3 separate regions of the Mus musculus genome follow, and all the other regions are linked to region 3. The links are chromatin loops, found by intact Hi-C in ENCODE. Cell type or tissue: heart. All regions are shown on one strand. Region 1 holds the start of Bmp4 (bone morphogenetic protein 4). Region 2 has its middle 12 kb from the start of Rubie. Region 3 has its middle 29 kb from the start of D330046F09Rik.

Region 1 (8,000 bases), 310 kb before region 3:
GACAAACACACAGCTGTAATATTAAATTCAGTAGGTGCTTTGAACAAAACGGGCAGAAACCCTGGCTTTGATATAGCTAAAGCACACCGCTGGGGCTAGCAGAAGTCTGAGTGCTGTCAGTCCGCTTCTCCCAACGTAACCCCCTCCCCCATCACCACCACTACTTGGTCTCCAGAAAGTACCCTCAGAGGCAGCTCTGGAAAGTTGAAGGTAAGAGGCCCTGTTCCACAGTCTCCAGGACTCGGAGCTTTGATGTAACATGAACTCTTCTTCCCCGGGGGCTTCCACAACCCCTTCAGCTTGCCCTGCCAGCTGCCCACCCCCCACCCTCTGCCCCGGCGCTCTACCCCACCCTACACCGCCAGGACTAAGAGCACAAACTGACCTTCGTGATGGAAACTCCTCACAGTGTTGGCTCGGCTGGCGGGACGCTCCGGGTACTCAAGCCCGGTTCCCTGGCTCTGCTCTTCCTCCTCCTCCTCCCCAGACTGGAGCCGGTAAAGATCCCTCATGTAATCCGGAATGACGGCGCTCTTGCTAGGCTGCGGACGGCGGCGCAGCCCAAACATCTGTAGAAGTGTCGCCTCGAAGTCCCGCAGGAGCTCATGGCTCTGCCCTGAGCGGCGTCCTCCCGCGTGGCCCTGAATCTCGGCGACTTTTTTCTTCCCGGTCTCAGGTATCAAACTAGCATGGCTCGCGCCTCCTAGCAGGACTTGGCATAATAAAACGACCATCAGCATTCGGTTACCAGGAATCATGGTGTCTCTGGGGAGGGGGTTGGGGTGGAAGGTTAAAGAATAAATAAACACCGATCAATAGCGAGAAATAGAGATGTCTCTGCATATGCATATAGGGGTAGCAACCGACGGTCAAGATGTAAAACAGGTCCGAAAGATCAAGTTTGTGTTTTCTCCCTCACACCCTACACACACACACACCAGCTGCAGCCATGCACGGCCCGAAAGTAAGAATCGCCCTGTAATTACTTGGTCTAACTTGTTTACACTCAAATAACCCCAAATCAGATAGCCTCCATCCTGTCCCAACGGCTATCTGAGCCATGATCTCAGCGTGGCTTCTTCAAGGATAAACAGTTAACATTGAGGAGGTAAAGGGGGGTGGGGGAGGGAGAATTAAAATGCCATCGCTCTTCACTTCGGACCTTCAGCCTCCCCCCCACCTTCTCCACCCCCCCCCCACCCCCGCCCTTCCTCCGCCCTCCAGCCCAATTTCCACAACTTCCAGCTGGTTAAGAACAGGAGGAGGGGAGAACAGAGCTGTGCCGGCAGGGCTTGGACCGGGCAGCAAGGTCCAGTGACTGGGAAAAGGAGTCAGGGGGCTGCCCCAGTGACTTTGTGATTTATTTCATTGTAGTCGCTGCGTTGAAAATGCTCACTAAAGAGTCTTGTTCCCAGGGAACGGTAGGGGTGATTCCAAAACGAACATGGTTTTGTTTTTTTTGGTTTTTTTTTTTTTTTTTTTATGAGGCAAGGAACTGGCCTTCCCAGGCTAGTGGGACGGGACTGGGAAGGGAGTGGTTAGCCCTCAAGGGACAGCCCCAACCTGAGGACCTTTCATCTATTTGGTCCCTCGCGCTCCCTCTTTCTTGCAACGCAGCGGATCAGAGAAAACAGTGGGAGCGCTTTAAAAGGAGCCCGTACATTTCGAGTGTCTGGCCTTGCAGGGACCAGAAAGAGAACCATAGCGCTGCCTGAGAGTAGGGCGCGGGCACTGAAATGGAAGTCCGACGGGAGGGACAGACAGTGGTCAGGGATGGGAGGACAGAGTGAAATCCCAAGAAGGGGAAAGAAGAGGTGTCTACTCACTGACAGAAAACAAGGCATATAATAACAGTCCATGATTCTTGGGAGCCAATCTTGAACAAACTTGCTGGAAAGGCTCAGAGAAGCTGCGGCAGTGCGTCGCTCCGAATGGCACTACGGAATGGCTCCTAAAATGAATATTTGAATATAATGAGACTCTGGAGCAGACAGGCTCTGTTTTTCTTCCAGCCCCTAGGAGTCACGTGGACCCAGAGGCCCCGCCCCACTCACCGAAGAGCCCGCCCGCCCCTCCTCCATCCTCCCACCCCGGCTGGGTCCAGCCCCTGCGAGCGAGGCCAACCTCCGCGCCCGCAGCTGGAGCCCCAGCCGTCTGGGAGTTGTCCCCGCCTGCTCTGAGGAACTCTCGGCGGGACACCAGCCACTGGCGCGGCTCTCGGTCGTAGTCGCTGCACGCAGGGGACGTGGGGCACGTCTCTACCTGCGGCGCGCAGTGCAATGCATCTGGCCAGGTTCGGGGACGGGTTATCTGAAGCCTGAGGATCAGGGTGCACTTGAAGACGCGTCTCTTTACAGCGCCGACAAAGCTTAAGTGCAGCCGAGAGAGGAACCGAAAAGACAGTTTACCAAAGCCTCACGACAGCGTTCCATGAAAAGGAAAGCGCATAGGGACCCTCCAAGGGCGCGCGCGCGCGCGCGCGCACACACACACACACACACACACACACACACACACACACACACGCAAACACACTCGCACACTCCAGCACTTCCTCCACAGGGTCTCCGAGAGGCCAAATAATGCTTCTAGCGACAGGCAGCCGACCCCTAGCGGATCTAACTTCCAGCCAGAAGACTCTGACCCCGTCGCCAACTCAGTCCGCCGCGGGGGTGTCGGGGTTTGAGCGGTGTGGGAAAGTTAGAAGGAGCGGCTTCTGAAGTACTGTCTAGTAGCCCCGCCAGAGTCCCCGCACCGTGTCTGCCAACCTCAGCGTCCGCTCCAGCCAAGCAGATCCTTCAGAAACCGGTCGGCGGTGCCATTCAAGGCAGAGGGGGTGGGCGGGGGGTGGGGGGTGGACGTCTGAGCTTCTAACTCCGGACAGATTCCAAAACAGGCGTCGCCAAAGAAAGAGCGCATCACATTTTTTTTCAGATCTCAGAGTTGCAAAGGCTTTACAACTCCTACCCGGCACGGAAAGGAGACCCCAAGCGCGATCCCAAGCGTCTACAAACCCGAGAACAGCTTTCGGCCTGCACTCGACCTCTCCCTCTGGCTTGGCTTACTTTTTAAACCACCTCCACCCCCACCGCCACCCCCGCGCGCGCCACTTCCTTCCCCCACCCCTTTCCTCCTTTTGCACCAGCTACAGAATCGCGGCTAAGATTCCTCCAAGAAATTCACCAACACAACTCGGGTGGGGTTGGGGGGGGGGGTGACCTGACTATCCTAAGATGCCTGGCCTGTTCTAACCTCGGAAGCGCAACTCTTGTTCCAACAGGTCTTTGCACGGGGTCCATCCGAGGACCGGAGTCCCAGGACTCCCCCGCTCCAGAGCCCGCTCCACCCCGCCTCTTTGCCTCACTTAGGAACTCGACGTGTCCAGCTGGTTTTCAACCTAACCTCTCCCCCCCCCCCGCACCGGCCCCAGTTTTCGAGGCGGGGGGCACTTTCGGGAAACCTTTGAGAAAGAAGTGTAAAGGATGGAGAGTCACGTCCTTCCTGGCGGCGGTGGCTGCCCAGCGCCATCCCACACTGCTGCCCTGGGTGCAGAGACCGCGGGCGCCCCTGAGCGACAGTCCGCTCTCACCACCATCAGCGCAGCTTTCTGAGACGATTTCTCTATTCCCCGACCAGCGTCGCCGCTGGGAATAACTGGGAAAGCGCTGGAAAGGGCAAAGGGCTTATTGTTGATTTGTTTATTTGCTTTTAAGGGGGAAAGAGATGGCGATATGCTAGCGACTGGCGCACGCGGAGCGAGGGCACCGTGGAACCGCCGACGCTCAGGATCCCCGGACAATCCTGTGCCTTTGGCGGTGTGTGGAGCGCTCTCGACGTTAAAGCCCAGTAAATAGACGAAGGACTTGTTTCAATTTCAACTTCACAAGGATCCCTTTCTAATCACTCCTTTCTTCCCTGATTTTTTTTAATTAAAAAATACAGATCAAAGTAAATTTTCATCTCCTGGTATTTTTTTTTTTCTTAATGGGGTTGATACAGCTCCTGGAGGCAGTTACCCTTCACTTTCTCCCCAGAATCTTCTTCTAAAACCAAAATTTAATAGTAGCCTCGGTTTGCCAAATATGACCCTGCTAGTGATTCAACATCTCACAAAACCTTCAGTTCATAAACCAGGATACTAAAAAAACTATCAACCAAAGCCGTGGCGGGAAACCTTCTGAGTCCCCGGGGCCCAACTCCACTGCGTGTAAGGACCCCGCAATTCCCGAACCCTTTGGAGTATCGCAAGCTCCTCATTAGCCCTGCTGGCATGTCCGCACAGACACAGCATGGCAGAAGACCCGCACAGGTAGCCTTTCGGCATCCTGGCCACGGTCCGTCGAACCTTACACCCCTTCCCAGGGAGGGGAGAGTACCAGAAGGCAGAATGCATGGGTGCCCATGTCTAAGAAAATAGCTCCTGGAGATGGGAGCGAGTTCTGTACCTACAGTTCGCTAGCTCTCAGGGGCTGGGAGGGGGTGCGTTGGGGACAAGATTAGGTGACACCCCGCTCAAGGAAGCCTCTCTATCCCGGGTCGCGCTTTAGAGCAAAGCAGGACTACAGCCTCTTTTGCAAAGCTAGCTCTGGCTAGGTTCTCTCTCCTAATGAAGCAGTCCTCAGTCCCCCACTGGTGTTGAAACTTAGAGTTGACTCCCTCCTCTCCCACTCTTATAGTCTAAGTGGAAGCAAACCCACCAAACCCCACAGTTCTTCCCAATGACCTCTCTTCCAAGGCCTTCTCTCCTTCCCGCCTCTCCTGGCCCGCACCTCCCTAAAGTAGGTTGGATAGACGCAGTAACATATATGGAGGTGCCTTTTAGCCTCCATCATCCCACCTCCAACACTGTTGGAGAAGGAAGGAGGAATAGGCCAACTTTTGCCTCGGTTACAGCCTGAGCCCCATCCCCAGCTTCTACTACGGGTGCACCTCGAATCCTCAGAATAGCGCCCCTCTCCAGGTTGCCCTGCTCACCATTGGTTCCTGCAGAAGCGGGCTCGCCAGCAGCTGCTTCTGGGGACCTCTAGAAAGCTGCAATGAACCTGGTCGAGGGCCAGAGACTGGATCGCTGCAGGCTCCAAGACGGTTTAGACGAGAATCCCATCAGGGACGGAGACCAGATACTCAGGCTGGGTTGCAGCGCAGCGGCGTCTTAGGCTGGGGTCTCTCAGCTCGGATGCCGAACTCACCTAGCTTCCGGGCCAGGCCTCGCGCTCTTGCCTTCCCACCCTCCAGCACCACCCTCTCACATCTACTCCTTCCTTCTCTTTTCCCTCCCTCTCTTTCTTCCCTTCCTCCCCAGTCTTTCCCCCCAGCGGCCCCTCCCTTCTTCCCTCCTCCCTTAATCGCCTCCCCTTCTGGGGATGGGAGCCCCGCCCACATCCTCCCATCCAGCCACGGGGCCTCGCCTCGCCTGGCAAGGCCCGGGTCCGGAAGATTGCACAGCTCCCCAGCCCTCAGTTGCCACCTTGGCTGGGACCGATGCCTCCAGCTCGGGAAGCAGCCGGGGCTCACCTGGGGACCACGTGCAAGAGGTACTAGAAAGCATGCACCAACTAGTCTCTGTACCTTCCAAAAATACCCATGGGAGTCTGGGCTTCCCTGAGTTTAGAATAACTGCTGCCCAAACTGATGATTAAAACACTGAGTAATCACCATTTACCCCGAGTAATTAGAGATAATGAAACACCTCTAAAATCAGGTTATGGAGAAGGGAGCTGTTGGATTGGTTTAAAGGGTGGCCTTCCGTAAACTGTTAAAGGATTCCCAAACGTTGAAACAGGCTGTGAGCAGGGCTGTGTGCCCGAAGGAGATACCTCTTCAACTATTAGGAGGTGACTTTCCCCCCAAAAAAGTTTTTGTGAGATGTTTCTTGTGGACATTTGAGAATTGCACCAACCCCCCTTAAACTGGGTGCCCTCCATCGATCCCCCAGGTCTAACATTTCAAGTGCACAGAGGTAGTTTGCAGGCACTTGGCAGGCAAACAGGCCTAGGCCTTGTAAGACAATTAGAAAATCCTATTTATATCTCTGAAGCCTTCTTAACTGCCAGATGGTTATTTTGTTTGTTTGTTTGTTTGTTTGGGACCTTCCAGGAAGGTAACACAGTGCCTTTTAGGCCATGTAGAGAAAAAAACAAAGTGCCCTTTGGCCCCTTTTTAAAAGAAGGGAGATGAGGAATTGAGTCTTTCATAACAACAGTAAGAACAAGAGTTGGTAATCATGCTAGCTGGGAGGTGGAATGTGGCCGGCTTTTAAACCTTCCCAAACAGGAGCTAATTTCACACCCTGCCTCTGATGGAGCTGGGAAGGAACTATCAGCTTCATCTTTGTTTTTACAAACGAGGATGGGGAAGGTGAGCCAGGCTAAGAGTATTTGCCCAGAGCGCTGAAGGAAATCACAGCCTCTGCTAAAGGGAAAGCTGCAGGGAAGGGGTGAGGCCAGCAGCCCAGAGCTTCAGGTAGCTCTCAAAGGGCTGGAAGATAGCAATTTCCGGTTCTTGGTTTCTGGGGTGGGTGTTATACTCCCTTGTCACCACAAAGCAGTCTTGACCTAGGGCCGCTCATCTGACCTTTGTACTTACACACCTTCAGAATTTAAAAAAAAAAAAACAGGAACGAGTTCCTGTATTCTACTGGCCAGAGACAAAGGGTGAGAAGGAATGTCAGGTTGGAAGGAGTGTTAGAGGCTGAGCACAACATCCTGACCATCCCCAGCCTGGAGCACACTGTATGCCCCTGACTAAGTCCTTTCATTCCAATGGGTACCACCTCTCTCATCCAGAACAGAAAGATCAGCTCAGGTCTCCATGAGCCCTTTCTATTAGAAGACGATTGATTCCCTGCGTCACTGTCACTTTAGTGAAGTCACATTGGAAACATACCTTCTTTCATTTGAAATCGTTTCTAAGTACACCTTCTCTTTTAATCTCCGATTAATCAAGGTATGGCAATAACACCAGACCGAAAAGATGACTGAGAAACGTACCCACAGCTTCTAACACAGCCAAAATTACAATTAATTATTTAAAACAACAACACAAAATTAAAACTCCATTACATTACATTACTCTATTACATTACTCCTGGGGCATCAGGCTCTGTGCTCCCATAGCAGGTTGAAGGACGGATTCAGTGCTCACCAATGCCACTACATCAATCACTGCTGCTCCAATCATTAACACAATGTGTTCCTTAATATTTAAACTCACAAACAGCAGCGATTCGTTGTCCTTAGGGGTGCAGCTTTGCCTTTAATGGATTTGGAGGCACGGAGCGGGGGGAGGGAGAGTGGTGTTTGTTCATTTTTCTTCCTTACCCAAATGTTGTTTGAATAACAGCTATTGTCTCATTTTGCTGAAACCCAGACAATAAAGTGACCTTTGGCCCAACCAGTCTGTGAAACCCAGTCTGAAAGTTTCTAATTAAGCTACCTGACAAACCCTATTTAGAATCTAAAATGGATTTCTAGGTGTTTGATGGGAAAACCCAGCTGTTATCTCTGGGGACAGCTGTACTTCTTTCTTCCCCAATTTAGATGGATACAAACTAGCCAGGTAGAGTGGTGCATGCTTTAGCCCCAGAACTCAAGAGACAGAGGCAGCCAGATGATCTCTAGGTGTTCTGGGCCAGCCTGGTCTACCTAGCGAATTCAGGACAAGCAGGACTATGTAGAGAAAGACCCAACTTTAAAACAAAAAACAAAAAACAAACAAACAAACAAACAAACAAAACCTTACCCATCAGCATCTTTGCTGACCCAAGCAAACCTAGTCTTCCTTGTCTCCCCACCCCACCCCACTCCCCCACCCCCCGCCCCGCAGCCCCCACCTCCCAGTTATGCTAAGTAACAAATTAAGTTTGGTGTGGTTTGGTTTGGTTGGTTTTGAAGCAAAGTCTAACCAGACAGTGATTGCAGGTATATACCACCATGCCTGGCCAATGAATACTCCTGTTTTAAAAGTTATTTTACATATCCTTTCAGAGCTAATAAGTACCA
Region 2 (8,000 bases), 140 kb before region 3:
GTCTCTATGTCTCTGTCTCCCCACACACACCATGTGTGTGTTCATGTATGGGCAGGCAGAGGAACAGTGAGTATTGGTCCTCTGAAGCTATCCACCATGATTTTGGAAACACTAGTTAGCCTGGAACTCATGGCTTAGGCTCCTGACTGGCCAGGGGGCCACCAGGAATCCATCTCCCCTGCACTGACTTCACAGCACACACTACCATGCTGGGCCTTTCACATAGGCTCTGGAGAGCAAACTTGGGTCTTCATGGAGTGCAGAAAGCACTTGACTGACGTAAAATTATCTTCCTGGCCTGGGGCTATTTTAATTGAAATCCTAATCCCTCGTCCTTTCCTGTACGGATAACCCCTGAGCACTTTGCCAATGACTGAGCAGTCATATTTCTGCTTAGCAAAGATGCAAGTTCCCACACATTTTTTATCTCTTATGGAGGATAGAAAATTGAAGATAACGATTTAAGGGAGCTGGTGGGCTTATTCTCAAGACCTTCTGAAATACAGAACTTGGATCTCCTTGGGGAAGTATAACTATGAGTGACCTAGGAACGGGGATGAGAACACTAGAGAAATCAAAATCTCTTTTATCTTCCCTGGGCTGTCCACTCATCCCCGGCATCATCTATCAGTTTCAAGATGCACAAAGCACCCAGCAGCCATGATATTTTATGATGAGGCAGATGCTTCTCATGATGGCTTATTTTGAGCTCTCAGATGGTCCTCGGGCACAACTGATGACACTCTTGCTATAATTGGGGCTTAGGCTTTTCTTACATAAACAAACATGTATACATGGACACACACATGTAAATATTATCCTAGCTTTTGGACTTTTTAAAAGCTTTTCATTTTATGATTATATATTTTTTTATCTGTACTGATGTTTTGTCTACATGTGTGTCTGGATCTGGTGTTCACAGAGACCAGAAGAGGACATTAGATCCCCTGGTACCAGAGTGATGAGCATCTGTGAGTTGCTAGGTGCATGCTGGGAAATGAACCCAGCACTGTCTGGAAGAGCAGACAGTGCTTTTAGCTACTGAGCCACCTCGCCAGCCTCCTGGATTTATTTTAAATCTTGAATGTTTACTCTCATTTTTTTCCCCTCTAGATTTCAGAAGTAAAGAATTCAGCCATTAACCCCTTGTCTTATGCAATTAGGAAGGCAGTTCTAGCATTGCTTGCTTGGATAATTACAAAGGCCCACATCTTTAGAATGGTATTCTAAGGGTTGCCTTTTCCATCAAAGGCTGCCTTCACGATAAAACAATAGTATCCACGCTATGACAGTGGACCCTTCAGTTTCTGTTCTACAACTTAATGTGGGAAATTCTAACCAGGCTTATAACTCCCCTTTTTATATTCCCCTCCAGAAAAATCCTGTAGTGGTGCTAACTCTCCTGTCTATTTAAAAGTTTATCTGTCCAGCTGGGCATGGTAGCATACTTCTTTAATCCCTGCACTTGGGAGGCAGAGGCAGGCAGATCTCTGTGAGTTCCAGACCAGCTTGGTCTACAGAGCAAGTTCAAGGACAGCCAGGGCTAGACAGAGAAACCCTGTCTTAAAATCTCTACTCCCTTCCCAAATTGAATTTGTCTCATTAATACATCCTTCCAAGGAGCTGAGAGCATTCAAACTTTCTCTGTGAGCTTAGTCCTAATGAGGTTTGCACAGGGGAATAAAGGTCACCCAACATCTTGATAGACAAGCTGCTTAGTCAACGTTCTCCAAACAGCTACTGGAATTGCTAAGGGCCCTTTGCTCCAGGTTTCAACCCCCTTCCCACTCCATCTGTCTACGCTACCTCTACCCTTTTCCCTCTTCACCCCACTCCCTCTCTCCCCATCTCTGCCATTGCTGCGGTAGCTGCAACTGACATTGATTTTATCTGCATAAACCTTCACGCTCCCACTGGTTCCAAACTGATCAAGTGGCCTTCAAAAAAAAAAATGCCACCACTTCTTAAAAAGGCTGAGCCAAGCCCTGCATAATGGAGACAGAATACAATCTCTTATCATGTCGGAAGTAATACTTGTGGTTATCTAAAGCACCATAATCATATCATACACTTTATCTGTGAGTGGCTTTTTCCTTCCAGGGTAGGAATAGAAACTTCTTCATAATGAACACTATTGAGACTCCAGCAGGCAGACCTCTGGCTTTGGCAACGTGCCATTCTTGAGCAAAGGCATGTAATCATCTCAAAGACTGCGGCATGGCAGAAAACAGGTACAAGTATTTGCTGGAAACATCATGTGCAAAGAGCCAACTTTATAATGGAATGCTTTGTGTTGGAGACTTTGGAGTACCTATGGCTGACTAGAACTTGGGGGTCTGCTGCCACCTCACTTATCCAAGGAGTCCTTGTGTGAGAGTTCAGGGGACAGGGCCCAAGAAATACTACCAACCTTTGCTTTGGTCAGGGCTGCAACATCCTGAGATAAAGACAGTCTGCCCTACTGTCAGCCGTGGTTCCTTCTCCCTAAAATGGTGGCTGTCAGATGACCAGAACTGGAGGACTCTTGAAAAATAAAAACCTGGAAAACAGCACCAGGTGTCTCTGAGAGTTTGGTCAGTGCTACAGTTTGGCTCTCACGGTTCCTAGTCTCAAGATGACTCTGGAAGATGCAGAGGGTAAACTGAGTCCCATATGCCTCTACCTTAGTTTTATTTTAAGTGAACTAAGGTAACTTAAGAAGAAAAAAAGGGCCAATGTGTGCTGAAGTTGCTGAAACACAAGAAATATTCTCAATTGTTCTTCTCAGGAAGCTCAAAGATCAGACTGCCTTGGGTGGTATACTGTTTTGGTTTTTGGGGGGTTGTTTGTTTGTTTGTTGTTATTGTTGTTTGGTCAGTGGCACAAGGTGCTACTGTCTACTCAAGTGTTGACTCAAGTGAGGGGTTTACCCAGCGACATGCCAGCCCTGAGTACCCACTAGGAGCCCTCCTTCAGGAGACAGGAGTTCACAGCTTAACCCACATAATTGCCTCTCTCTATGTGTGACAAAAATGCCCTCAAGAACCACTTTACACCAAAACATGATATAAGACTGACTGACAAGCCAATACATTGATACTGATAGGATCTCTGAGCTATATAGAGAAATAGAAATGGCAAGGGGCTCTTGAAAATATAAGTCATTGGTCCCCAAGTCCTACCTCTTGGAACAACTTCTTAAGAGAGAAGCAGTTTCCTTCCCTAACCATATAAAATGATCCCTGGAGTTATTTATAGCGTTCATGGCCTGGAGGTATCACTTGGTCCCTGTACCACAAGCCCAACCATGTGTTACTATATTAAAAAATGTGAAAAAGTAATTATGGGGTATGGGAGCCAGTGTCTGCAGACATAACCTTCAGAAGAGGAAGTGACAGGGAACTTTTGCTCCACTTTGCAGCTCGAGGGCTGCCCAGGCTTTGGGCTCAAGGAGGGCAAGGTGTCCAAGAAGCTGGAGAGAAGCTTGCTGAAGTAGTCAGAAGCAGCCCTATTTGTTGATAGATAGCAAACCAGTTTCCATTCCAAGGTCCCCTTAGTAGGTCAAACTGTCCAGTCACACAGAGTGACCGTCCAAAACATCCTTCCTGAGCAGCTCTCAAGCTGCCTGCCTCAGTTCCCACAGCACGGGGATGGCAGAAATGTGTACGATTCTGGACACTGGAGAGACACTCGGACTATAGAAACTGGTCCCCAAGACCCCGACCTTTACATAGTGACTTCTGTCCCCTTGTTCTAAATCCAGTTTTGTGGTTCTTCATCCCTTTCTCTGTAGTCCTTTGGCTTTCCCATAACAAAAAGACCAACCGCTGATGACAGAAGCAATTCTCCCTGGACCCACAACCCCTTCAGTGCTCCCCTGGAAAGATGGCTCCAACACCTTCAGACTCCAACCCCTTTGGTTCTTCTTAGAAAGATGGGCTCCAACTCCATTGGGAAAAAAATTGCTTTCTACTGCTGCAAGCAGAAAATGGTAATGCAACCACCAAGCCCTAGAACACAGCTCATCCATGCAGAGGAGGCCATGTTTCTGATGGTAGGGCTGGTGTTCCCAAGAGTCCTCCATGTTGCAAGCCATATTGAGAGCAATTACATTTCCTCTTTAGGGCCTTCCTTGGCCCCTGGTCTAAGCTACAGAGAAAGTTGTTTCTGATTACAAGTTCCTTCCTTCAAAGAGAATCCCATAAGCCTTGTGCCTTTGCTGGTGTCTTGGAGCGAATAGTTGTGGCCATCTCTGTTCAATTCAACTACCTCGTGAACTTTGAAAAGTACGAAAATTTATTCAGAGAAGGGGTATCTTCTAAAAATTGATTTACATAATTCTCTCTCCAATAAATTTCTAAAGAAACAAGCCACACATGACAGAGAGTACTGAGACAAGTAGAGATCAGGGAAATGTCCTGATCTCCTTGATATAACTAAATAAACCAAAATAACCTGTGTCCCTAGTGGGACAATGGGTCATGAGCATAGAGTGTAACCTATTCTACACACCATCCTTGAATTTACACACTGTGGTCTCATAATGTGAGTAGATGTTGATATAAAATTCACTACATCTTCCTGAGTCTGTTTCTCAACCTGGAACAGCAGCAGACACAGCAAGGAAAGTTTAAGTAGCCATCGTTTGGTGCCAGTGGAAAGAAAATGGGAGAAGGGGGAGGGAGAGGAGGAGAGAGGGAAGGAGACAGGATATGGGGGAGACAAGGAGATGGGAGAGACAGGGAGAACGAGAAAGAGGGAGGAGAGAGAGGGAAAAGAGGAGGAAAGAGGGAGAAGGAGGAGAGAGAACAGAGAGAGGGCGGGAACAGAGAGAGGGAGGGAGAGAAGGAGGGAAGGAGCTTTGCAAGCCCAGGGCTGCTTAGAGCTGTCTAAAATGGCCTGTTAATCCCAAATTCGGTAGGTTCACCTGCATTACCTAATCCTTCCAGCCCCCCACCCTATCTTTGCTGCCTACATCCCAGTTTTCACCACTGTAGTATCCACAGTGCCACCTGCTGGTTATAGGAAGCATTTCGTGGCTGTTAGGGCTCCTTGTCCAGATTTTATTGAAGTCCATCATGACTTACTAGCAAAGTCAGAAGAGAAAGCACACTCCTTAAAGTTAAGAAGAATCCAAGAGCCAAGCAAACCATGGATTCCTGGAAGCTCAGCGAGACCTGGCAGAATCTCCTGGATGCAACTAGTTTAGAAGGAATGTGAAACAAAAACGGTGCTGCTAGATTCCATCAGCAGGGCTCTAGGGATATATAGAGAGAGCATCAGGACAATGCCTTAGAAGTTTCCAAAATTCGCTGTTTCATAACCATCGTCTTGGGCTGCTTCTTCTTCTTCTTCTTCTTCTTCTTCTTCTTCTTCTTCTTCTTCTTCTTCTTCTTCTTCTTCTTCTTCTTCTTCTTCTTCCTCCTCCTCCTCCTCCTCTTCCTCTTCCTCTTCCTCTTCCTCTTCTTCCTGACAAGTTTTTTCAACCTTGAAGTAAGGTTTCCCACCATTCTCCAGTTTTACTATAGCCCACCATTTGCATCTCAGGCATCAGTCAGACAAAAGATGGGAGAAAATGTAACCCCTAGAATTCACAACTCCTGGGGATGACCCAGCACATTGCTACAAGCCTCACTGAGGAGAACAAATGTCCAGAGATCCTCCAGGATAACCATGGGGTCATTATCTTGGGTTAGAAAGTATGAAAATCAGGATAGCAGTTCAATACTGACTCTGTGTCTCTAGGATTCTGACATCACACTACAAAAATGCAATGCTGTAGCATGCCCTCTACAGTAACTGTAAGTATAAGGTGGAAATCTGTCCATGTTAGGAATCAAAAAGGTCTGGGAAGGGCACTGGCCCACCACAGCCTGACAGTCACTGTATCAGGGAGGACAATTTCAGAAATGTAGATTGTTTGCCAAAATGTTTGCAAGATTTAGGTGATAACTAGTAATTTCTAAAGAAAATTTTCTGTACTTATCAGCATGACGTTTCTTTGGGGCAGCTATGTTTCCTTCCTTTTTCATCCCCTGGCATACAAAGACTAACTTGTGAAATTTCAATCAGACAGTAGAGATGACCGGATTCATCCTTCTCTCTCTCACACATTTTCCTTTCAGTTCTGTTTGCGTGTGCTCTCTCACTGTCTAAAAGGGTAAATTTGTTCCTTGCATTTTCTTACCTTTCACCAAATTCAGAAATCTTTTCTTTCTTCCTTCCTTCCTTCCTTTCTTTCTCTCACTCTCTCTTTCCTTCTTTCATTCATTTATTCATTCTTTCTTTCTTAAATGCATATAAACCTCAAAATACTTTCTCTTCACTTGGGAAAGCTCCAACCAACCCCTCCTCCTGGCAATTAAATGACTTTCCACCTTAATATGAATCAACACCTAGAGAATCAGATGAGGTCTCTGTGAACCTGCTTTGATAGATCAGTTTCCTTCTTTCTACACATCTCGAGCACATCTAGACCTCACATTATTCAGATTATGCTAGGAATGATGAACCAAAACAGCAGCAGTGGTGACTAAAGAGAAAGCTAGGTTTAGGTCCGACCCCCCCCCCACCTTTAAAACAGGCAATAACCTAAGGAAGAAAGTCTTTGAATGTTTGCAGAAAGAAACAATCTAAGCAGCTCGGGGTCCCACCCAGAAGGGATGGCTGTGGTACAGCAGGGGAGGGGGAGGGCCGTTAGCATCGGTCTATGCCATGCCTGCTTCCAGAGAATGCTCAAAGCACCAGCGTTTGTTCACTTAACACAGGATCCACTTCTCAGCCCAGGAAGACCCTGGTAACAGTACACTTAGCACTCAGCAGCTATTTGACCTATTTTACTAATGTGTTTGGGAAGGAGGTTAATTAACAGTGGATGGCCATATCCTTAAGCTTAATTTTTCCAACAGCCCCGCTCATAAAAGGAAAAACTGAGTATGTATTGGAGGAAGCAAGCAATTAAGTTGCACAAATAGTGAGCTCATTGAACTGCAGCTGACTTCTATCATGTCAAAGAACAACTAAACACAGAAGCAATAAAAAGATTGTTGCCCCGACCACCACTGAGAACCAACCGGCAATAAAGATGGATAACTTCCTACTTGAAGTCACTGATTAAAGCTCTTTAGAAACCAAATGTTACACATAGGCATAAATGGAGCAAAATATTTTAATGCGTGTTTGGCAGGTTCAGAAACATTTTATAGTCAATTTTAAATGAAGGTTTATACAACAACAGTAAAGTCCACTTACAGCAGCCATCCACATGGCTTGCAAGAAAGCTACAGTGCTCCCCTGAAAGGCTGGAGTCACACTGGGGAATTAAAGTCCCATCCCAAAGAGCAAGGGGTAGGCCCTGGGGGGGAGCCGAATTCCACAGTATGGGTCTTCTGAAACCAAACCCAAGAGCAGAGTCCCAGAAACCCATTCAGATGGCTGTGACCCTTGAAGGCAGGTAAACAGACTCTCTATAAGCAGTGACCACACAGCCCCTCCTTGCCCGTCCCCCTCTGCTCCCTTGTCCACCTCCCAAAGCTCAAAAAGGTCAAGGTTTAGCGCAAGCTGCCTGTCAGAAGAGAGCCCTTTCATCTAGAGTTCAGTACAGCCTGGCACCAGGCTCGGCTCCCAGGAATAGCAGTGTCGGGAAGGTGGGCTGTCTAGATTTGACCAAGAGAATATGTCTGACAGAGGGGACTTGGCTATCAACCTAAGTGTCTGGGGGGCGAGGTATCTTGTGGAGGAATGGACCCCAACATTCACCCCTGCCTTTGCAGGGACACCATATGCAGCTGTGGGGAGACGGGGTGCTTTGCCTGAAAAGTTGCTTATAATTTAACATTCAAAATGATGTCAACAGGCCTAGAGAGACCAGCGGTGAAGAGCACTGGCTGCTCTCCCAGAGATCCTGAGTTCAATTCCCAGCAACCACATGGAGGCTCGCAACCTATACGATTGTAGTCCCATGAATTCCTATGTCTTCTTCTGGTGTGCAGATGTACATGCAGACAAGACATCTGCATAAG
Region 3 (8,000 bases):
GCTGGCATACAACTAACCAGCACAAATGTGTCCAGGATCAACTTTCTTAGAACGAATACAAGGGGCACAGAGGACATAAGAATAGCAGAACAATTTAATACTGGGAAGTGACCTCAGATGACAAACAAAGGGGTTGGATGTTCCTCTGAGGCCACAGAGAGAAATCTACCACTATTATTCATTTTACAGTGCACTTTGATCTAAACGAGACATTATGCTAGAGCGGCGTTTCATTTGTAAAGGGTCTTCTCTGGCAGAAACAGAACAGGAAACCTCAAGACAAACCTACAGGGGCCGGCAGAGTATGGCTGACTGAAGCTGCAATTGTAGGCATAGAAACCTTGGTTTGGATACCAGTGATGCCTGGCACCGTCTGGACAAGGCAAGAGTTAAGAAGAGAAAATGGTAAGCTGAGATCTTAGGAATGGACAAAGAGAAATGCAGGGGCCAGGGAGATGGCTCAGCCAGCAAGGTGCCCTCCACACACGCATGAGGACCTGAGTTCAAATCCCTAGAGTGTAACATACCAGCACAGCAGCTGGCATCTGTGACCACAGCACCAGAAAAGGAAAGAGTGACAATCAGCCTAACCAAGTGACAATCAGCCTAACCAATTGGCAGGCTCCAGGTTCAGTGAGAGACCCTGTCTCAAAGAGTAAGGTGAAAGCAGTTTAAATCAACCTTTGACATCTATATACATAAACACGTGTACCTACATATGCTATACACCATCTCACACACACACACACACACTTGCATGCACACACAAAATGGAAATGCTCACTAGAGTGAGCAGAGTTAACATCAGTTTTACATTCACATATTAACTCTGAAGCCTGGTCCGTGCTGGCACTGGTATGAAAAGTCAGATCAGAGGATATGATCGGGGCCCTGCAGCCCCCAGATTAAGTCCTGGATACCCCTCTTACACATCCTACTACATGGCTTGAGACCAGTGAATAACCTCTGTGTACCTCAGACATCTCATCTACACACAGGGGCCACAACAGCACAAACAGCCCAATCCGGTTGTGGGAACTTCGAGAAAGGATACCAGCACAGCACTAAGAATTCACTAAGACCTCAGCAAACACTGTCAACTGCCCACCCACCCCTGCCTCTGCTTATCACTTCTGTTTGTTTTGTGTTGTGTTTTCACTACTTGGAATTGAACCCCTGGTCTTAGGCAGGTGAGCATTCTAACATTGAGCTGCCTCTCCTGCTAACTTGGTTTTTTTTTTTTTTAAGGCCATGGCATATACCAGTCTGCCCTTACTTTGTTCCCTGGTGTCCTAACCACTGTGACTGATGTCTGACCCACCCAATCCATCAACTCATGTGCTCCGTGTCAGTCAGTGTTCCATTACTATGACGAAGGACCTGAGAACGTTGACTTAACAGAAATAGATGTAGCCTGGCTTATAGGTTCGAAGGTTTGAGTTCAGGGTCTGCAGACTCCAATATTTCCATATGTGTAAATGATGCAGAACATCGTAGAAGAAATATGTGTGCAACACAGCTGCTGATCAGCTACGTCTCAATGGCCAGGATGCAGAGAGGGAGAGAACAAGAGAGATCCAGAGACAAGACCTACCCTTCTGGGGGGTGTTCCCGGAGGACACCTACTTCCTCCAATGAGACCTAGAATTCCAAAGTTTCCAGTATCTTCCAATCATGCCAGAAAATTATGACTTCATTAATGGATTAACCCACTGATGAGGAGCCCTCATGAGCCAGTGAGCTCCAGATGCCCCACTCCAATATGGCTGCGCTAGGGATCACACTCGAAACAGTATGAGGCCTTGCAGTTATTTCAGAGAGAAGTGTAACAGCTGCTGACCTTCCCTCTGGCAAGCTGGAGCCTTGATGAATGCCACAAGCCAGCCTGCCTGCCTGCCTGCCTGCCTGCCTGCCTGCCTGCCTGCCTGCCTGCCTGCCTGCCTGCCTGCCTTCCATCACAGATCCTTAACCCAGAATTCACCAGCCATGGTACTGCACATGCTTACAGGAAGAACACCATGCAAATCTAGGGTCAACGTGAAGGGAAATGGGCCCACGTCTCAGCTTGGGGGGTCTAACTTTAAGTCTTAGGCAATCTGTTTTCTTCCTGTAAAACCTGGCAAACCCCACGATACTATTAGATTTACTTGCTCCCCAGTGCTCCCCTGCCTCTCTGCCCATCTCATTATGACCCAGTTTATCACGCTGCTGCATTATGGTAAGCTGCTGATGTAGCTGCCTCCCCTGCTGGGCCATGGGCTCTGCCAGGGCAAGGACTAAGCCTTATTTATCTGCTGTCTTGGAACCTACCATAGATGCTCAATAAAAGTGGAGAGAGAGCTAAGGAGGGCCTACGTCTGGCCCTGTGTTTTACAGTGGCCACTGAGGGAGGTGGTGAGCTGAATCCGGCTCTGGAACTTGTGGCTATCTATAATTCTTCTCTTGCTTAATGCACCTTGAGCAAGCACAGCCACGCACAGCCACGCACAGCCACGCACAGCCACGCACAGCCACGCACAGCCACGCACAGCCATGCACACATGTGGAAGAACTAACAGCACCCAAGCCAATTTGCAAAGCAGGGACTCTCAGAATTTGGGGTTTGTAAATTGGTATCCACTGAGTTCGGTGGCAACAAAGAATCCCCCAAACTATGCATTTTGCCAGTTAGGCAGACTCTTGGGATTGATCAACCATCAGCTGCACCTCCCTTTACAAACGGAAGGCCAAATGAAGAAAAATCTTTCCACGGGATCAATTTAGCTTTGGGAGAAACTAGCACGGAGAAGGGACGGTGTGATCAGAATGTACTATGTACAAGTGTGAAGTTGTCCAAGAATGAATTACGATAAGAACTGTGACAGCAGTGTTTGGTGTTATTTCAACTCACAGGTTGGCTGTAGTGTCCCATTCATGTTGTGGGGCCCAGAATTGGGGGAGCAATCTCAAATCACAGAACTCTTACTGAGTCTGAAACTGCTCTATCAGAATTTTGTGGAAAAATATACACACAAGTTGCCATGTTGACACTTTTTAAAGATAGGGTCTCATGTAGCTCAGGCTAGACTCAAATTTATTATGTACCCAAGGATGTCCTTGAACTTCCCATCCTTCTGCCGCTCCCTTGGGAGTGCTGGGAGTGCACCACCACTCCTGGTTTCGGTGGTGCTGAGAATCAAACAAGGGCCTTGGACATGCTAACTGGGTACTCAATCAAATGAGCCTCCTCCCCAGGCCTGTTTGAACCATTTTAAACGTGTGATCCAGTGGCAGTAAGTATATTTGAATGGTGCAGCCGCCACCCCTATTCATTTCTGGAACATTTTCACTTTCCCAAACTGAAACTCATTATTTAATAAATTGTAATCTCCGTGTTGGCCAGTTTTTATATCAGCTTGGCATAGTCTAGAGTTATCCAAGAAGGCAGGGACAATCGCCTGCGTAAGGCTGGGCTGTGGGCAAGTGGACATTTTCTTAATTAGTGATTGATGTGGGAGGGCCTGGTCTACTGTAGGTGGGGTACCCCTGGGCTGGTGGTCCTGGATGCTATAAGAATGCAGGCTGAGCAAGCCAGTAGACAGAACTCCTCCATGGCCTCTGCATCAGCTCCTGTCTCTAGATTCCTGCCCTATTTGAGTCTCCGCGCTGACTTCCCTCAGTGATGAACTGTAATAAGGAAGAATAAGCAAAATAACCCTTTCCTCCCCAAGTTGATTTTGGTCATGATGTTTATTTACACCACAGTAGTGACCCTAAGGTGATCTCCTGCCTTCCTCCCCCTATCTCCCGGGAGGCACTAATTTTTGTCTCTCCGTTTTACTATCCTAGCTACTTTTCAACAGCAGAACCGTCCATTATTTGCCTTTTTGTGACAGGCTTATTTCAGCTAGCATGAAGTTCAGTGATCCCATGTTATAGCACAACAGTTTGCAACTTGTGGTTTGAGACCCCTTTGTGGTTGAACGACCCTTTCCCAAGGGTCTCGAATCAATTATCCTATATATCAGGATATCACTCGAGTGCATGAAGGTTCTCTAGCCTAGCCCCACTGACGTTCAACATATAAAGCAAATACAGAACTGGACATCAATTTTGGGTTTCAACTATTCTCAGTGGTTCAGGCTTTCCCAACTCAATTCCATTCCATTCCTATTGTTATTTTGAATAGTATGTTTTTGTGAGTGTAGACATGTATATCCAGCCTTACATATCTGTGTAGTATAAGAACAATAACAACCAATAATAACAACCACAATGATAATAATAATAATAATAACAACAACAACAGGATATAAGCTGACCCTGGAATGCAGGAAGACAAAAGTGTCCCCTTAAGGGGGTTCTGCCTTTCTCTGAGAGGCAGAGCTTCTCACATGCCTCTACCTAACATGCCTCTCCTACCGTGAGGAGCAGTGGGACAGGGAGAATAAATTAGGTTTGCCTGGAGAGTGACCCTCAAATACAGAAAAGCGCCATGGCTCAGAGTAACAGCACAGAAAGCCTGAAAGTCTCCAGAGATTAAAACAGGGGGGGGGGGGGGCTGAGGTCAGATTGGAGTCTGAGTGGCACTTTCCTTTCGAGCTGCGACCTCTAGCGCTACTCTTGAGAATTACAGCTCTCCCTTTTCCCGAGGGGGCGCACTCTCTCCTGGTTCTAAGCCACACTGCAACCCTACCAGCCTGGGCATGCTCTCCCAGGGGAAAGCCAGAGAGCTGGCCTCTGGATCCCGAAGCAGGCACACCACCAGCCTCTTCCGAAGATTCGATCTGGGAGTCAAGCACACCGGACGCCTGAGATTTCACCATAGACCGATGGGACTGAAAAAAGTGCTGGCCCTGGCTTTCCATTCTTTGATCACCCCTACTGGCCAAGGGAGGCTCCTGCTGTGGGCACCTGATTGCTTCCCTTGTAGGGTCTGCTATGCTTAGGGCCACCCAGCTCCCCCAACAAGAATCAGAACACCCTGAAACAGGTGTCCGCTCTGTCAGAATCCTCCACCTGGTGGACGCGGCCAGAAAGTGCTTGCCCTGCAAGCGTGAGACCCTGCTGCTGTGTTCAGTCTCTAGTACCCACACAAAGGTGAAGAAAGGCTGGGATGGCCGTGAGTGCGGGAAAGGTGGACTTCTGTGGCTCACTGGCTGGTCAACCAGCCTACTTGACAAGTTCCAGGCCAGTGAAAGAACCTGTCTTGAAGAGGAAAAAAGAAAGGAGGGGACAGCACCTGAGGGTGTCCCCGCCCACCATACGCAATGTGTGGCCACATTAATATACACACTCCAAGAAAAAAAAATGTGACAGGCACAGTGACGTCCTGATACACTGGCCTCTCTCTCTCTCTCTCTCTCTCTCTCTCTCTCTCTCTCTCTCTCTCTCTCTCTCTTTGTTTTTTTGTTTGGTTGTTGTTGTTGTTGTTGTTGTTTCGAGACAGGGTTTCTCTGTATAGCCCTGGCTGTCCTGGAACTCACTCTGTAGACCAGGCTGGCCTCGAACTCAGAAATCCGCCTGCCTCTGCCTCCCCAGTGCTGGGACTAAGGGTTTGCACCACCACGCCCAGCTCATACAGTCCGACTGGTTTGGACCATATACTAAAATTCCAGAGACCGAAAAATGCACAACTGTCCAAAGCTGTCTTTCTACCCAGAAAAACGTACTTCCAAGAAAAGAGGAGAAAGCAAGAGAAACGTAGTTACGTGTCTTGTATTGATATTAACCAAAGTCAGTCTACTTCTGCTCGAAGGGAAGTGGGCCACAGAAAACCTTCATTTCACTCCCAACAGTTGAGGCTGATCAGCAGGCAGATTGAAAATTGAAGACCAGCCTGGATGTGGGGGTCAGGGAGCAGGCTGGAGTGGGGGGCTGGGGGGGGTGTACTCCTAGAAAAGAGACTCAAATGTTTAGAGATGAACACACAGCTGATCTCCAGCCCCAGTGCAGACACTGACCACAGACGTGGTACTTTCTGAGAGACCAGAAGCTCCAGGAGGATCTGACACAGGAGCTTGGCTAGGGAGCCTTTGCGCTTGCGCAAACTCTGTTGTTTAAATAGTGTCTCTTAGTCACCACTCCTGCGCTGGGTGCCAGGATTTAACAGCCCAGTGCGATCCTATCGCAAATTTCCTGGCCCTCCTCACTTTACCTCCGAAACCTGTTTTGGTGACTGATGCAGCCTTATCGGCCCCTTCTACCCTTCCGATTGTGGATCGGATCTCCTGCCCAGCATTCCTGTCTTCAGACTGGCTGGCTGGAGGCATTTCCCTTCCCTGCTCAACAAACTTGTTTTCTGGAGCCTGGAGGACAGGAGTGGGGGCAGGGAGGAGGAAGAGTAAGCTTTGTTGGTTTGTTTCTAACACAGGCTAAGATCATTGCTTTCTGGGAAGTTTCTAGATGTTTCTGGGTATCAAACTGTTTGTTTTCCAAGGTGAGTGTCCCGAAGTTAAGGTAATGTCAGCTGAATTATACAAAACAACTCTACCTCCCTAGAGAGAGCAGCCACCAAGAGAAACACGGTCCTTGCCTTTGAGCTTGTTGAGTAGGCAGGAAAGACAGCAGAAGTCTGCCAAACACACTTTGTTCTGTTTTCTTCAATTTCCCCCCCATCCAAAGCTTACTGGTTATGAAATATTAACCAGTAAGGTTATATAGTTTCCCCTTTAATCTCAGAAGCCAATTTCTGAGAACTACATTTTTTTTCTTGTGGTGGTGGTCTCAAACTTGTGACCCTCCCGTGCCAGCCTCCTGAATCATTCACCGCATCTCTCTACTCCACGTCACGGTAATCACAGTTATAAGGGGGTATAAATTAGGGGTATAAGACGCTGAGACATGGCGTTTCCTCTAGGCAAAACTAATCTGACACATATACCAGATTTACCTGGAGGATTCTATCCCCGCTCTCCTCGGCAAGCAATTAAAACTCTGTTCTTCCACAGTCTGTAAAAACAGACTTGTAAGCAAGTGCAGATTCAGATCGCTGGATCACAATGGAGTCGATCCACAGATACATAACATCTAATAAAAAAAAAAAGTGACTACAGACCCTAAAGGACATGCACCTCCCCTGTTTGTTTAGTGGTTTGCTCCTCTTATCAGGAAAAAGAAAAAAAAGGCGTGTGAAGAATTTTGAGAGTTGAAAGATACTTGTGGGGGTGGTCTGTGGTGTGTGGTGTGTGTGTGTGTGTGTGTGTGTGTGTGTGTGTGTGTGTGTGTGTGTGTGTGTGTATACAAGCTTGCCAAGCAGGCTTCTTGCAGAATTCACTTACCAAGAGTGTAGCCTGTTGTTGTGGAATCTGGGAGGCACACACTCTGATAACTGCTCCCTCAAGAACCCCAGCCGTTACCATGTGTGAAGATGGTGAGCAACCGTTCTCATTCCCCAAGGCATGAGCCCCACGGCACCAGCAAGGAATCCCTCTCCCCGTCCGCCATGTTCATACAGCATCAACAGAAGGAGTTCCCCAGGTTGGGAAGGAACAGGACTTTGGGTCTGTGGGAAAATGGCTCTAAGGAATCACTACAAGTTTCTTCCCCTACATTTGTTTTATGCCCTATGCGCCAGGTGCCTGCAGCATCTTCCCACTTGTAGACTAAATACACCCTTTGTATAGTGTGTCTAAGCGCCCCATCCCCAGCGATGAGCAGCTTCAAACCCTCCCAACTTTAAGGAATATGATGGCCTTGGGATGCCATACAAGTTACTCCAATGAGAAAGATCAACCGTCAACGATCCTATCAAAAATCAATGAACTTCAAAATGCATAACACAGGTAAGGTTCACAGCATACCCCTCTCTTTGGGCAACACAGAGCTACTGGAAGCCCTTTTAACTAGATGTTCATATAGAAGAGAAGCATCTTACTCCATGACAAAAACAAAAAATTACAGCCCTTGACTGTTCTCAATCATCCCACTCTCAAAACACAAAATGCCCTTGGGCCAGTGCTCTTTAACTCCGCTGTTATTCTTTTTCGTTTGTCTTCTTTTAATTAGAAATTCTAATTATG

What was found. A loop is a pair of places that touch in the nucleus more often than their neighbours do. Peaks named below come from ENCODE experiments on the same cell type or tissue, not always from the same donor. Only the 100,000 strongest peaks of a DNase experiment are listed, where the experiment ranks them.
Region 1: it touches region 3 in a loop (2.5-fold over the local background); 6 of 42 quality-filtered maps call a loop at or near these places.
Region 2: a loop joins it to region 3, with 2.8 times the contacts of the local background. A loop is called at or near these places in 12 of 42 quality-filtered maps.

What each region holds. Positions count from the first base shown.
Region 1 is chr14:46,385,330-46,393,329 of GRCm38, forward strand. Bmp4 (bone morphogenetic protein 4) reads right to left here and starts at 5,340. Exons shown (of 4, transcript NM_007554.3): 1 at 4,975-5,340; 2 at 1,827-1,951; 3 at 386-765. The coding sequence starts at 758. Gm15222 (predicted gene 15222) reads left to right here and starts at 2,149. Exons shown (of 1, transcript NR_166856.1): 1 at 2,149-3,953. RefSeq lists promoters at 755-2,371, 1,924-2,922, 3,015-4,972, 5,023-7,654, 5,023-6,429. In heart, a CTCF peak has its summit at 3,579; DNase peaks (open chromatin) are centred at 1,262, 2,052, 2,832, 5,362 and 2 weaker places; H3K4me3 peaks cover 5,666 bases; H3K27ac peaks cover 5,586 bases; H3K27me3 peaks cover 2,641 bases.
Region 2 is chr14:46,560,195-46,568,194 of GRCm38, forward strand. No RefSeq gene overlaps it. Among named protein-coding and RNA genes, the nearest start is that of Rubie, 12 kb to the right of the region's middle. In heart, a CTCF peak has its summit at 5,001 (motif pointing left); a DNase peak (open chromatin) is centred at 5,137; H3K27ac peaks cover 1,490 bases.
Region 3 is chr14:46,698,349-46,706,348 of GRCm38, forward strand. No RefSeq gene overlaps it. Among named protein-coding and RNA genes, the nearest start is that of D330046F09Rik, 29 kb to the left of the region's middle. In heart, a CTCF peak has its summit at 4,634; DNase peaks (open chromatin) are centred at 4,713 and 6,073; H3K4me3 peaks cover 713 bases; H3K27ac peaks cover 1,289 bases.